Linked DNA regions of Homo sapiens: region 2 is linked to region 1. A link is an interaction called in ENCODE POLR2A ChIA-PET data of the cell type or tissue named here. Cell type or tissue: PC-9. All regions are shown on one strand. Links, peaks and the distances in the headings refer to the core of each region. The heading gives the core; the rest is flanking DNA.

Region 1 (8,220 bases), core at 1,293-6,292:
TGCAAAATCAAAGACATTATGAGATACCACTTCACACCCATTAGGATGGCTACTATCAAAAAGCCAGAGAATAACAAACATTGGGGCAAGGATGTGGAGAAACTGGAACTCCTGTGCGCTGTTGGTGGGCATGTAAAATGGTGCAGCCACTGTGGAAAACACTGTGGAGGTTCCTCAGAAAATTAAAAATAGAATTACCATATGATGCAGCAATGACACTTATTAGATGTATACCCAGAATAGCTGAAAACAGGGTTGTGAAGAGATATTTGTACACCTATGTTCATAGCAGCATTACTCATGATAGCTAAAGTGTAGAAGCAACCCAAGTGTCCATCAACAGAAGAATAAACAAGATGTGGTGTATACACACACACACACACCCCCCGCCCCCCCACACACACATATACAAACAATGGAATATTATTTGGCCCAAAAAAGGAAGAAAATTCTGACATATAGTACAACATGGATGAACCTTGAGGATATTATGCCAAAAGCCAAATATTGTAGGACTCATGTACATAAGGAAACTAGAATAGTCAAATTCATGGAAGCGGAAAGTAGAACAGTGCTTTCCAGGGGTTACGTGAGGTTTAATAGGATATTAAAGTTATTGGTTAATGGATAAAGAGTTTCAGTTTGGGATGATGGAAAAAAGTTCTGGAAATGGATAGTGATGATGGCTGCACAACATGTGAATGTTCTTAATGTCAGAATGTAAGAATTCCAGAATGACTTAGTACTTGAAATTATGTGAGTGAATGATTTGCAAGTAAACATTAAATCATTATGTGGCTCAAAAAAAAAAATGAAGGAGAAATAAAGAGTTTCTCAAACAAATAAAAACAGGGTATTTGTTGCTGGTAGAAATGCTTGGCAAGAAATATTAAAAGAATTTTCCAGAGAGAAGGAAAATGATACAGATCAGAAATCATAAATGAAGGAAAAGCAGGGTACAGTGTGGGTCATGCCTGTAGTACCAGCTACTGGGGAGGCTGAGGTGGGTAGAGTACTTGAGCCCAGGAGTTTGGGGCTGCAGTGCACTATGGTCATGCCTGACAATAGCCACTGACCAGCATGGGCAACATAGCAAGACCTGTCTCTAAAAAACAAAACAAAACAAAAGTAAGGAGGAAGGTTGAAGGTCAGCAAATAAATAAAGGTAAAATAAAATCTTGTATTTTCATATTCTTAATTGAGCTAATAGATGATTATTTGTTCAAAATAGTAATAGCAACAGTGTATTGGGTAGTTATAGCTTATGGATAAGTGAAATAAATGACAGAAATATAAGGTACAGAAGGGAAAAATTGGGAGTATTCTGTTACAAGGTATCTCTATACTATCTAAGAAGTGGTATAATGTTACCTAAAAGTAGACTCAGATTAGTTGTAAATATATATTAAAAAGTCTAGGGAAAACACTACAAAAATTTTTAAAGGAAGTCTAACTAATATGTTAAAAGAGAATGAAAAATAGAATTATACAAAATGCTCAATTAAAACCAGGAGGGGCCAGGAGCAGTGGCACATGCCTGTAATCCCAGCATTGGGAGGCTGAGGCGGGAGGATGACTTGAGGCCAGGAGTTCGAGACCAGCCCAGGCATGTTTACAGTTTTGATGAAAAAGGTAATATCAATTTATACTACCATCAGCAACGTATTAATACACTGCATACTCACAAGCACTAGGTATTATAATATTTAAATATGTTTGCTAATTTAGCAGCACAAAATTTTTCCCTTTATTGATTTGTACTTTTCTTCTCTCTTTTTTTTTTTTTTTTGAGAAAGGGTCTCGCTCTGTTGCCCAGGCTGCTGGAGTGCAGTGGCATGATCTTGGCTCACTGCAACCTCCACCTACTGGCTCAAGTGATCTTCCTATCTCAGCCTCCCAAGTAGCTAGGACCACAGATGTGTACTACCATGCCTGGCTAATTTTTCTATTTTTTTGCAGATATGAGGTTTCGCCATGTTGCTCAGACTAGTCTTGAATTCCTGAACTCAAGCAATCTGCCCACCTTGGCTTCTCAAAATGCTGGGATTACAGGCATAAGCCACTGCATCTGGCCTGTATTTTTCTTTAACTATGAATAAAAACAAACTTATCATATATTTACTTGCTTTGTTTTTACTAAATTTCAGTTTATAATCTTTTCTCATTAATCTAAAAAAAGAAGGTTTTTATTTAACTAATAATAAACTATTTGTTTATTGTTTCTATTTGCTACAAATATTTTCCACACTCTATTGGTTTTCTTTTCATTTTAGTACATCCGTGACATGTAGGAAATTTAGGGGCCAGGCGCAGTGGCTCATGCCTGTAATCCCAGCACTTTGGGAGGCTGGGGTGGGCAGATCACCTGAGGTCAGGAGTTTGAGACCACCCTGGCCAACATGGTGAAACCCTGTCTCTACTAAAAATACAAAAATTAGCCAGGCATGGTGGCACGCGCCTATAGACCCAGCTACTAGGGAGGCTGAGGCAGAAGAACAGCTTGAACCTGGGAGGTGGAGGTTGCAGTGAGCTGAGATCATGCCACTGCACTCCAGCCTGGGCAACAGAGGGAGACTCTGTCTCAAAAAAAAAAAAAAGGGCCGGGCATGGTGGCTCACGCCTGTAATCCCAGCACTTTGGGAGGCTGAGGCGGGAGGATCACAAGGTCATGAGATTGAGACCATCCTGGCTAACACGGTGAAACCCTGTCTCTACTAAAAAATACAAAAAAATTAGCTGGACATGGTGGCAGGTGCTTGTAGTCCCAGCTACTCAGGAGGCTGAGGCAGGAGAATGGCGTGAACCCAGGAGGCAGAGCTTGCAGTGAGCCGAGATCGCACCACTGCACTCCAACCTGGGCGACAGAGCGAGACTCTCTCTCAAAAAAAAAAAAAAAAAAAAAGAAAGAAAGAGAAAATTTAATGTTTACTCAGTACTCAGTCAAATCTGACAATTTTCTTTTGTGATTTCTTCTATTATTTCTAAACTTACATGATTTTACCCCGTTCAGTGGTTTGAAAATTATATTTTCTTTGTATTTTTCTACGATTCAATGATTTATATTTAGCTTATTAATCTCACAAAATTTTGTTTATAATAATAACAGTTAACATTGACTGTTTACTATATGACAGGTGCTATTCTAGGCCCTTTACATATTAGACTCAGTTAATCCTTACAACAACCCTATATATGGATTAGGTATTATTAGTATCCCAGGGTATGTGTGCTATATATCAAGGAAGTATAACTGATACACTAAAAGAGGAAAGAAAATAGAATCATATAAAATGCTCAATTAAAACCAGAAAGAGGCTAGGTGCAGTGGCTCACACCTGTAATCCCTGCACTTTGGGAGCCCAAGGTTTAAGGATTGCTTGAGCCCAGGAGTTTGAGACCAACCCGAGAAACATAGTGAGATCCTGTCTCTACAAAAAAATAAATAGACTAGTTCAACCATTGTGGAAGTCAGTGTGGCGACTCCTCAGGGATCTAGAACTAGAAATACCATTTGACCCAGCCATCCCATTACTGGGTATATACCCAAAGGACTATAAATCATGCTGCTATAAAGACACATGCACACGTATGTTTATTGCGGCATTATTCACAATAGCAAAGACTTGGAACCAACCCAAATGTCCAACAATGATAGACTGGATTAAGAAAATGTGGCACATATACACCATGGAATACTACGCAGCCATAAAAAATGATGAGTTCATGTCCTCTGTAGGGACATGGATGAAATTGGAAATCATCATTCTCAGTAAACTATCGCAAGAACAAAAAACCAAACACCGCATATTCTCACTTATAGGTGGGAATTGAACAATGAGAACACATGGACACAGGAAGGGGAACATCACACTCTGGGGACTGTTGTGGGGTGGGGGGGGGGGAGGGATAGCATTGGGAGATACATCTAATGCTAGATAACGAGTTAGTGTGTGCAGCGCACCAGCATGGCACATGTATACACATGTAACTAAACTGCACATTGTGCACATGTACCCTAAAACTTAAAGTATAATAAAAATAAATAAATAAATAAATACAAACAAAAAAAATAAAAAAATAAAAAATTAGTCCAGTGTGGTGGCACATGCCTGTAGTTCCAGCTACTTGGGAGGCCGAGAAAGGAGGATTGCTTGAGCCCAAGAGGTCAAGGCTGCAGTAAGCCATGATTGCACCACTGCACTCCAGCCTGAAAGAGTGAGAGAGATCCTATCCCATACATACACACCACATACATACATAAATATTGTCCCAATTCCAGAGATGAGGAAACTAAGGGCTAGTGTGATTAAGTAATTCAGCCAAATCACACAGGTAGTAGAACCGGCAGTACCTGAATATTGAGCAACACAGTTTAATTTGATAGCCTGTGCTTTTAACCACTACATTATACTGATACTCAAATTATCTCAATGCCATTTTTATTCAATAATTCTTTCTTTAGCCATTGTTATGTAATGCCTCTTTTCACTACTGAAACCCTTTTTTTTTTTTTTTGAGACGGACTTTCGCTCTGTCGCCCAGGCTGGAGTGCACCGGTGCGATCTCGGCTCACTGCAAGCTCCACCTCCTGGGTTCACGCCATTCTCCTGCCTCAGCCTCCTGAGTGGCTGGGACCACAGGCGCCCACCACCACGCCCAGCTAATTTTTTGTATTTTTAGTAGAGATGGGGTTTCACCACATTGGCCAGGCTGGTCTCGAACTCCTGACCTCAGGTGATCCACCCGCCTCGGCCTCCCAAAGTGCTGGGATTACAGGCGTGAGCCACCACGCCCAGCCCGGAAACTCTTTTTACAATGTCTCATCTTGGACTATTTAGTTTGCTATATTAATTTGTCTTCAAGTAATAATACATGGTTTTAAATACTGTATCATAAAATATATTTTAATATTTGAAAGTTTTAGGATATGTTTCAGTATAATCCTAAAAGGACATCAAGTACTTGAGGAAAAATGCAGTCTTAAGATATCCTTACCATACACTGGTGTCTTCCCCGGCAGGATGACGATAATAAGCTGTAGGCCAGAATATGTGTTCTTGAGATGCCGGAACATGGGCTCTACGCTGTCTGCCCCCTGTGCATATTTGCAGAAGCATGGCTGGCCCTGGATGGGCATCCCTGCATCCTTAGAAATCTTACGCAGCTGGTCTGTGAAACCCCTGGAAGGAGAAACCACTAAATATAAAACCTTTGTCTAGTCATGAATTCCTACAAAGTAGTAATGGGAAGTTTGGGAAGGGAATGGAAGGATGAAGCAAAGATTTGTGTGCTTCATATATGAGAGGTCACCAGACTACTGATGTTAAGCGTAATGGTCTGTCAGTAATCCATTTTGCAAATGAAGAACATTCTATACAGTTATACGGCATTCTGTAGTTTACAAGGAGCATTACTAATAGTATATGCTGGTTAAGAGCTCAGCTCTAGAGTTAGTATGGAGAGTTCCATTCCCAGTTCTGCTACATACTACTATGAAATTTTAGGCACTTACTTCAGTTTTCCTCATCTGTAAAAGGATTGCTTCAACTATAGGGTTGGTGTGAAGATTAAATGAGATCATATATGTAAAGCACTTAGCACACCATCCAGGACCATGGTAAAAACTTGATACATTTTAGCTATTGTTTATTTTCTAATTTGATCTCACAAGATTCATAAGAAAGAGGCACGGCAGGTATTATTCCTGTTTTACAGATCAGAAAATAGTTTCATAGACATTACATATTTGGCCAAAGTTCAAATGATTAGACAAATGGTAGAGCCAGAATTTCTATAGTATTACCTATCTCACACTAGGATAGCAGGAAAGATTATGCCCTCAGAGGATTTTTTTAAAATATAAAAACAAAATTTAAAAACAGATGAGGCTGGGTGCAGTGCCTCACACCTATAATCCCAGCAATTTGGGAGGCTGAGGCAGGAGGATCACTTGAGGTCAGGAGTTCGAGACCAGCTTGGCCAACATGGCGAAAACCCATATCTACTAAAAATACGAAACTAGTCTGGTGTGGTGGCAGGCACCTGTAGTCCCTGCTCCTTGGGAGGCTGAGGCAGGAGAATCACTTGAATCTGGGAAGCGGAGGTTGCAGTGAGCTAAGATTATGCCACTGCACTCCAGCCTAGGTGACAGAGTGAGACTCTTGTCTCCAAATAAACAGATGAGGCAGGCAGCATTTTAATGTACTTTGATTTACACTGAAAAACCCCCAAAACCAATTTCTTTTTTTTTTTTGAGGTGGAGTCTCACTCTGTTGCCCAGGCTGGAGTGCAGTGATACAATCACAACTCACTCCTGCAGCCTCAACTTCCCAGGCTCAAATGATCTTCCCACCTGAGCTTCCCAAGTAGCTGGGATTATAGGCATGTGCCACCGCGCCTGGCTAATTTTTGTATTTTTAGTAGAGATGGGGTTTCACCATGTTGGTCAGGCTGGTCTTGAACTCCTGACCTCAGGCCATCCACCCACCTCGGCCTCCCAAAGTGCTGGGATTACAGGCATGAGCCACTGCTCCCGGCCACCAATTTCATATTTATAGAAAATTTTGAATTCAGTATAAATAAGCAATAATGAGCAACAATCGCTTCACTGGTTTTTTAAAACAATTGAGGTCCTAAGTCAAGGATCTGAGTGATCTTTGCCCAAAACACTCTGATTCCTTCAGGATAGAGATGAAGTTTCTCCTATTCCTTATCGGTGCTTAATTAAAGAAGTATGAAATTGAGTATTTTCACTTAGCCTAACAAGAGCCACAAGCCCAATGATTCTGAGACATCTATTCAAGCTGCGAATAACAAATATAAAATGAAAAATAAAAAAGCTCAAGTTTGAAAAACATTGGAAATGGTTTTGTTTTTTTTTTTTTTTGGCCTTTCAAGGCCAAATAAGATAATCATAGCATTGTAATAAGCCATCCTTGTGACATTTCACTTGAAAGCAGGGGGATAAAAACTCTGGAGGAAAAAAATACATTAAGTGATCATTAAAGCATCCATTTAGAGATTTGGGATTAATAAAAAGGGATGAACAGAATTAAATAGAAAAAAATTTTATTTCTCATATTCTAATTTCTTCTTGCCATGAAGAAGGCAAGGCAAATTCTGAAATGGCCTGAGGTAAACTGGTCTCTGTATCACTCAAGAATGTTTCATTGTTGACATACTTTATATAAGTAGAGATTTAAATTAGATAAGGATCATTTCTTCAAGAAAATTAGATTCCAGAGGGATGATACATTTACAAAATCATTATAATACAATTGTATTTTGCACAAAAACTGACAAGCACAAATAGAGAGGATACTGATGGGTAGAGATAGGAAGGAGGCATTCTCAGTAAAGGGCAGCATGAGTGGAAACAGGTTAAAAAGGCCAGGGAGATAGAAGGAATACGATGCTTCAGTTTCTTTGGCCAGAATATATGAAAATGGAGTAATGATAAAGGACTTAAGAGACTGGTGAAAGATATGAAATGTCATACTGATTTTACGCTTGAACCTGGGAGGCAGAGGTTGCAGTGAGCCGAGATCACGCCATTGCACTCCAGCCTGGATGACAGAGTGAGACTCTGTCTCAATAAAATAAAGAAATAAATGTCATACTAATTTTGAATGTCACTCTTAGTCAAAGAGAAGACTAAACATTTCAGAGTAGCTTTCGTCACAAATAGAGGTGGTGTTCTTTCATGACAGCCGAATTTCTCAAACAAGCGTGACAGCAGAAACCCCTGAGACTGTGTCAGAATCCCAAAGGAGAGCAGATAGATAATGAAAAGGAAAAGAAGCCAGAAAACGTAAACTAAAGAACCAGAAGGCAAGAGAGGAGGATGTCAAGAAGGTCGGCAGAGTGCGGTGGCTCACACCTATGATCCCAGCACTTTGGGAGGCCAAGGCAGGAGGACTGCTTAAGTCCAGGAGTTCGAGACCAGTCTAGGCAACATAGTGAGATCCTATCTATACAAAAAAACAAAATTAGCTGGGCATGGTGGCATATGCCTGTAGTCCCAGCTGCTTAGGAAGCTCAGGTGGGAGGATCGTTTGAGCCTGGGAAGTTAAGGCTGCGGTGAGTTGTGATTGTATCACTGCACTCCAGCCTGGGCAACAGAGTGAGATCCCATCTCAAAAAAAAAAAAAAAAAAAAGGAGTCAGTCAAATTTTGAGAAAAATAATGGCTAAGAAGAGACCATTGAACTTGCTAAGCATA
Region 2 (6,609 bases), core at 1-5,000, 250 kb before region 1:
AAGGATTCTAGATACTCATCTGAAATAAACAGCAGGGGTTCCAAGTGTCAAACATGACAAATCATCTCCTTGCTAATGTACTTGTGGGAAAAAGAATGAAAATGTACAAAGATTCCTCTTCAGCACACCAATTTAAATACACCAATATTTCCCAAACTCACATATAGAAACTTGTTATTTACTGAAAGCTTCTTATCTATCCACAAAAGAAAGTTTAAACACTTTTAAAGAATGAAAAATCCAACTCACAACACACCAAGAGAGGAAAGACGCTGGAGGTTTGGCATCCTATTCCAAGACATAATTAAAATAGGGAAATCCACCTGAAGGTGTGAAAACTGACTGAATTAGGAAATACTGGCAATAAATTCAAAAGAACTGTGCTCATATTCAGTAAGATAAAGTGATGTTTTCAATAGCGATTTTTAAAAAGTTTTAAGATACATTTACTAAACAGATGCAGCTTGTTAGTAATTGGCACATTGTATACAAATTACTCCTGATAAGTTTCTGTAAGTTTATTTTAGTGAGTTGAAGCTTCTTTTCCTTGCCATGTTGTTCATATTATTAATCCTCTTAGCTATCCTTTCTTTGCAGTGATGCACATAAACTTTGGTTCAAGCCTTCAAAAATAATTTGGTGAAAAATAATCAGCTATAGAGATTTGAAGCAAGCAGCTCAAATAAAAATAAAATGTTCTTTCTTCCAAAGTGGGTGGGAAATACTATGTGCTGGCAGAGGAAAGGAATCAGGCAATCAGCATGGCAGTCAAAGCTGATCTGGATTTGTAGTTTAAAGAGACCTGGAATATCTTATAGCCCAACCCTGCACCTCAAGCCAACCCCCCAGTCCATTTGACACTCACAGGAAAAGTCTAACAAAAGATCTTCAAACATCCACATCGACTGATGCAATGATTATCTCAATATACAAAGTCACACCCCCTTACCTCAGCCTGCGCTTCCTTGAACGAGAGAGAGATCGGCTTCGGGACCGAGACTTCGAAAATGAACGAGAACGAGATCTTGATGCAGATCTTGAGCGAGAAGAGCGAGATCCAGACTTGGATTTGTTTGTTTTTGACATCTCTGAAGAGAGGATCACTTTTCAATTACACCTAATGTAAGAAAATGCATTAGAACAAATGAGTGAGTTCCTTTGCAAATGTGAACCTCTTTGGACATTTTAGAAACACATTTCTTTTAATCTGGGCAACTTGAGAAGACCCCATATCTACAAAAAAAAAAAAAAAATTTTTTTTTAATTAGCCAGTCACAGTGGTGCGTTCCTGTAGTCCTAGCTATTTGAGAGGCTAAGACAGGAGGGAGTGCAAAGTTACAGTGAGCTGTGATCACACCTCTGCACTGCAGCTCTGGAGGAAAGAGCAATACCCTATCTCCAAAAAAAAAAAAAAGAGAGAAAGTGGCTGAGCACGGTGGCTCACGCCTGTAATCCCAGTGCACTGGGAGGCCAAGGTAGGAGGAGGACTGCTTAAGTCCAGGTGTTCAAGACTAGCCTGGGCAACATAGCAATATCCCGTGTCTACAAAGTTAAAAAAAAAATTTTTTTTTTCTTGAGATAGGAGTTTTGCTTTTGTTGCCCAGGCTAGAGTGCAATGGCTTAATCTCAGCTCACCACAACCTCCGCCTCCCGGGTTCAAGCAATTCTCCTGCCTCAGCCTCCCAAGTAGCTGGGATTACAAGCATGGGCCACCATGCCCGGCTAATTTTTTTGTATTTTTAGTAGAGACAGGGTTTCTCCTTGTTGGTAAGGCTGGTCTCGAACTCCCGACCTCAGGTAATCTGCCCGGCTCGGCCTCCCAAAGTGCTGGGATTACAGGCGTGAGCCACCGTGCCTGGCCTACAAAGTAAAAACTTTTAAAATTAGCTGGATGTAGTGGTAAGGGCCTGTAGTCCTAGCTACTCCAGAGGCTAAGGTGGGAATGGCCTGAGGCCAGGATTTTGAGACCAGCCTAAGCAACATAGGAAGATTCCCCCACCTCTACAAAAAAAACAACTGTTTAAATAAAATAAACTTTAAAAACAGAAAGTAACATTAAAAAAAAAAAAAAGATGAAATGACTGATTTTTAAAAACCACTCTGCTCTTTCATCAAAAGGAATTTCTTAGTAGTACAAATCCCAAACAGACCAAGCCACAGCAGCAAATGGAAAACCTGACATGTAACCCTAACTGGGTAATACTGTAAGAGATGACCAAGAATGAGGGTGCTTATTAATTTTGGTGCATGCAGTCTTTTCTCAGTAAGCAAAGAAGCTTTGAGACTAAAGTCAGCTGTTAATAAAAGTAATGAGGAGATGTGAGACAGGTTTCCTAGTTCCAAGAGAAGAAACCGCATGCAATTTAACTTAGTTACAGAGTATGTGGCACATCTAGTCATAAAGAACCATCAATTTGTTCCAGCTCTTTATTACAAAAGAGTCAGCTGGGGGCGGTGGCTCACGCCTGTAATCCCAGCACTTTGGGAGGCTGAGGTGGGCTGATCACCTGAGATCAGGAGTTCAAGACCAGCGTGGCCAACATGGTGAAACCCCATCTCTACTAAAAGTAGTGGCGGGTGCCTGTAATCCCAGCTACTCAGGAAGCTGAGACAGGAGAATCTCTCGAACCCAGGAGGCAGAGGTTACAGCGAGCCAAGATCGCGCCATTGCACTCCAGCCTGGACGACAAGAGCAAAACTCCGTCTCAAAAAAAAAAATAAATAAAAATAAAGAGTCAACTTTCTTTCAGGGTCATTTTCCCACCAAGAAACAAATAGTCTTTTTCCTTTTTTCCCCCTCCAGGAAAGAAGAGCGCCTCTAAGTTGCCCTGAGAGGTTAACGCCTGGTCTACAAGGTATACTTCTCTCCTTTATACTCTATTAGCGCCTTGGACATCTTCCCAGCAGTAAAAACTTTAAGTGCTAAAGTACATGTCTATCAAAGACAGTAAGAGTAAGGAATCTATCAAAGATCACAAAGCTAATTAATAGCCAAACCAGGCCCAAACTCCAGGGCCTATTCTATCACACTTTGCTGCCTAGCGAGATTCTGCCAAGTAATGCTGCCTCTTGTCTGTGAAGGGAAAATAATAATCAAATATTTCTCCCCTCCTACCCCTCAGAATTTGAAGATCTCAGCTCAAAAGCTATCTCCTCAGAGGTTCACCCTGACCACCCAGTCAAAAATAGCCACCAGTCATTCTCTAGGTCCAGTATGTATCTTATTTGTTTCTTCAGAGCAAAACTCAGTATGTGAAACTATCTTGTTTACTTGTTATTCTGTCTTTAATTAGAATGTAAGCTCTATAACAACAGAAACCTCATCTTTCTTTATTTAGTGCTGTATACCCAACGCCCAGAATAGCAAATGCTTAACCAGTGTTTTTATTAATTCATTTTATCCTTGAGGAGGGCATTTTTAATCCCGTTTTACAGATAAGAATTTTGAGGCATAGAGAAAGTAATTAACTTGCCCAAGGTCATACTGCCAAAATCCAAACCACGATCGACTTGCTCATTCATTAATTCATTCAGATGGGGTCTCCCTGTGTTGCCCAGGCTGGTCTCAAACTTCTAAGATCAATGGATCCTCCTGCCCTGGCCTCCCAAAGTGCTAGGATTACATGCGTGAGCCACCCCGCCCAGCCTCACCGTTGGCACATTTAACCACTATGTTATATTGCCTGTCTAGAGCAGTGTCTGGCATACAAGGGGTACTAACGAACTTATGGAACCAATGAATGCCAAGTGTCCACCCTTACCAAGTTTACAATCTGATAAAGGTGACAAGATATAGATAAACTGAAAGGTAGTATTTATTTTTGTTATATTCAAATAAAATACTTGAATTTCAAGAACTTTCCAAAAGACAAAAAACGCCTAGGAAGCTGCTATAGCTCCATCTCACAGGGGAAACAAGCAAAATCTTAGAGACATAATTTAGAGGAGAACTGAGAAACTAATAAGAAGTCAGAGACAAAAGGTGATGAGTAAAAGACTGCTAGATGAGGATGCCAAGAACCCACGGTTTTAATCCTGCCAAAAAGATCACACTGTTGCAAGCTCTAGCAAGGTCAAAGATATTTCAATTTGGAGCTATTTTTGGCAGTAGTGTCACTATATGAAGTCAGAATAAAGGAGTAAGTTATTCAGGAGTGGGAGGTGGAGGTATAAACAAACAATTTACAATGAGAATATTAAAAATAAAAATACATTTTGTTTTTTTGGTTGTTCTTAAGCATTATTTTGGGGTTCTCTGGGTTCACTCTTGCCAAATGGAGACCTTTATTTCTGTCACAAGTTCAGGGATATCTATCTATGTCTGCCTAGTAACAGACTGTCTAACATTCTATTTTAACTTGGGTCAGAAATAAAAATCCATCCAGATGACTTACACAACAGGTGGATATTATCAGACTTTAAAAGAATAAAAAAGGGCAACAAGTTAGTGGAAAAGGAAACACTCATTTCAACACTCAGAAACTAGAAAACTAAGAAGCTAATTTTCATTAAGATGAAGAAAAGCTGCCATGTAAATACAAACAGAGCCAAACTTAACAATTCTGCACATATTAAGCTTACCAGAATTGACAAGTGCACTCAAGAGCTGCAATACTGTGACGCCCCCCGACTCCCATTCCCGGAGCCTCCTCTTTAACATGAATTGAAACTAATTATTTTATTTATGTATTTATTTTATTTTATTTTTATTTATTTATTTTTTTTTGAGACAGAGTTTTGCTCTTGTTGCTCAGGCTAGAGTGCAATGGCATGATCTCAGCTCACTGCAACCTCTGCCACCTGGGTTCAAGTGATTCTCCTGCCTCAGCTTCCCAAGTAGCTGGAATTACAGGCGCCCACCACCATGCCCAGCTAATTTTTTGTACTTTTAGTAAAGACGGGGTTTCACTGTGTTAGCCAGGATGGTCTCGATCTCCTGACTTCGTGATCCGCCCACCTCGGCCTCCCAAAGTGCTGGGATTACATGCGTGATCCACCACGCCTGGCACAAGGACAGAATTTCAAACAGCCTTTTGAATTGATTTCAGATATAATTCTGTCACTAGGAGAAAGAATTTGTTTTCAAACTGTTCTGCAGAGACACTTGAGAGGGTAGCACAAGCCCATCATCCTTTTCAGAAGCCCAAGCCTTCTTGACTCAAACTACTTGTCTAATTACCAAGCAGATCAATGGTCCTTGATCTTGAAAACAGATGCGTTTTACTTAAAACACAATTGTGTTTAAAAAAATTTATCCTTACATTTACGGTCAAAACCCGATTGAAGCCTGGTGCAGTGACTCACGCCTGTAATCTTAGTACTTTGGGAGGCCGAGGCAGGCACATCACCTGGGGTCAGCAGTTTGAGACCAGCCTGGCCAACATGGCAAAACCCCGTCTCTACTAAAAATACAAAAATTAGTCAAATGTGGTGGCAGGCACCTGTAATCCCAGCTACTCAGAAGGCTGAGGCAGGGAGAATTACTTGAACCCAGGAGGTGGAAGTTGCAGTGAGCGAAGATCACGCCAGTGCACTCCAGCCTGGGCAACAAGGCAGGACTCCGTCTTAAAAAAAAAAAAAAAAAAAAGGGGGGCTGGGCTCACGACCGTAACCCCACTCAGCACTTTGAGAGGCCAAGGCAGGTGGATCACCTGAGGTCAGGAGTTCAAGACCAGCCCAGCAAACATGGTTAAACCCCCTCTCTACTAAAAAAAATACTAAAATTAGCTGGGTGTGGCAGCAGGAACCTGTAATCCCAGCTACTTGGGAGGCTGAGGCAGGAGAATCGACTGAACCTGGGGGGCAGAGGTGGCAGTGAGCCTAGATTGTGCCATTGCGATCCAGCTTGGGTGACAAAAGCTGAATTCCGTCTCAAAATAATAATCATAATAATTTTTTAAAAAACCCAATTGACCATACATCTAAAAACTCATTTGGTTTTTCACCCTTTTCAAAAACCAACTGACCATAAATTTAAGGCCAGGCATGGTGGTGCATGCCCACAGTCCCAGCTACTTGGGAGACTTGAGGCAGGAGGATTGCTTGAGCCTGGGAGGTTGAAGATGCAGTGAGCCATGTTTGTGCCACTGCACTCCAGCCTGGGTGACAAAGCACGTTATCTGTCTCCAAAATAAAAAATAAATAAATGTGAGCCAGGCGTGGTGGTTCACACTTGTAATCCCAGCACGTTGGGAGACTGAAGTGGGTGGATCACCTGAGGTCAGGAGTTCGAGACCAGCCTGACCAACATGGCGAAACCCTATCTCTACTAAATATACAAAAAGTAGCCAGGTGTGGTGGCAGCTGCCTGTACACCACTGCACTCCAGCCTGGGTGACAGAGCAAGACTCCATCTCAAAAAATAAAATAAAATAAATGTGAGGCTGGGTGCAGTGGCTGATGCCTGCAATCCCAGCACTTTGGGAGGCAGAGGTGGGCAGATCTCCTGAGGTCAGGAGTTCGAGATCAGCCTGGTCAACATGGTGAAACCCTATCTCTACTAAAAATACAAAAATTAGCCAGGCGTGGTGGCAGGCGCCTGTAATCCCAGCTACTCAGGAGGCTGAGGCAGGAGAATCACTTGAACCTGGGAGGCGGAGGTTGCAGTGA

Evidence for each region. ChIA-PET counts read pairs that join two places held together with the same protein. Peaks named below come from ENCODE experiments on the same cell type or tissue, not always from the same donor. Only the 100,000 strongest peaks of a DNase experiment are listed, where the experiment ranks them.
Region 2: POLR2A ChIA-PET joins it to region 1 with 12 read pairs; 2 of 35 experiments call an interaction of 5 or more read pairs at or near these places.

Annotation. Positions count from the first base shown.
Region 1 is chr1:36,024,074-36,032,293 of GRCh38, reverse strand. It overlaps AGO3 (argonaute RISC catalytic component 3), which reads right to left. Exons shown (of 19, transcript NM_024852.4): 12 at 4,996-5,180. Among named protein-coding and RNA genes, the nearest start is that of TEKT2, 56 kb to the left of the region's middle. In PC-9, for the core only: no CTCF peak of the experiment used is centred there; a DNase peak (open chromatin) is centred at 4,353; H3K27ac peaks cover 673 bases.
Region 2 is chr1:36,277,041-36,283,649 of GRCh38, reverse strand. It overlaps THRAP3 (thyroid hormone receptor associated protein 3), which reads right to left. Exons shown (of 12, transcript NM_005119.4): 3 at 950-1,117. The coding sequence starts at 1,086. Among named protein-coding and RNA genes, the nearest start is that of SH3D21, 26 kb to the left of the region's middle. In PC-9, for the core only: no CTCF peak of the experiment used is centred there; no DNase peak of the experiment used is centred there; H3K27ac peaks cover 2,615 bases.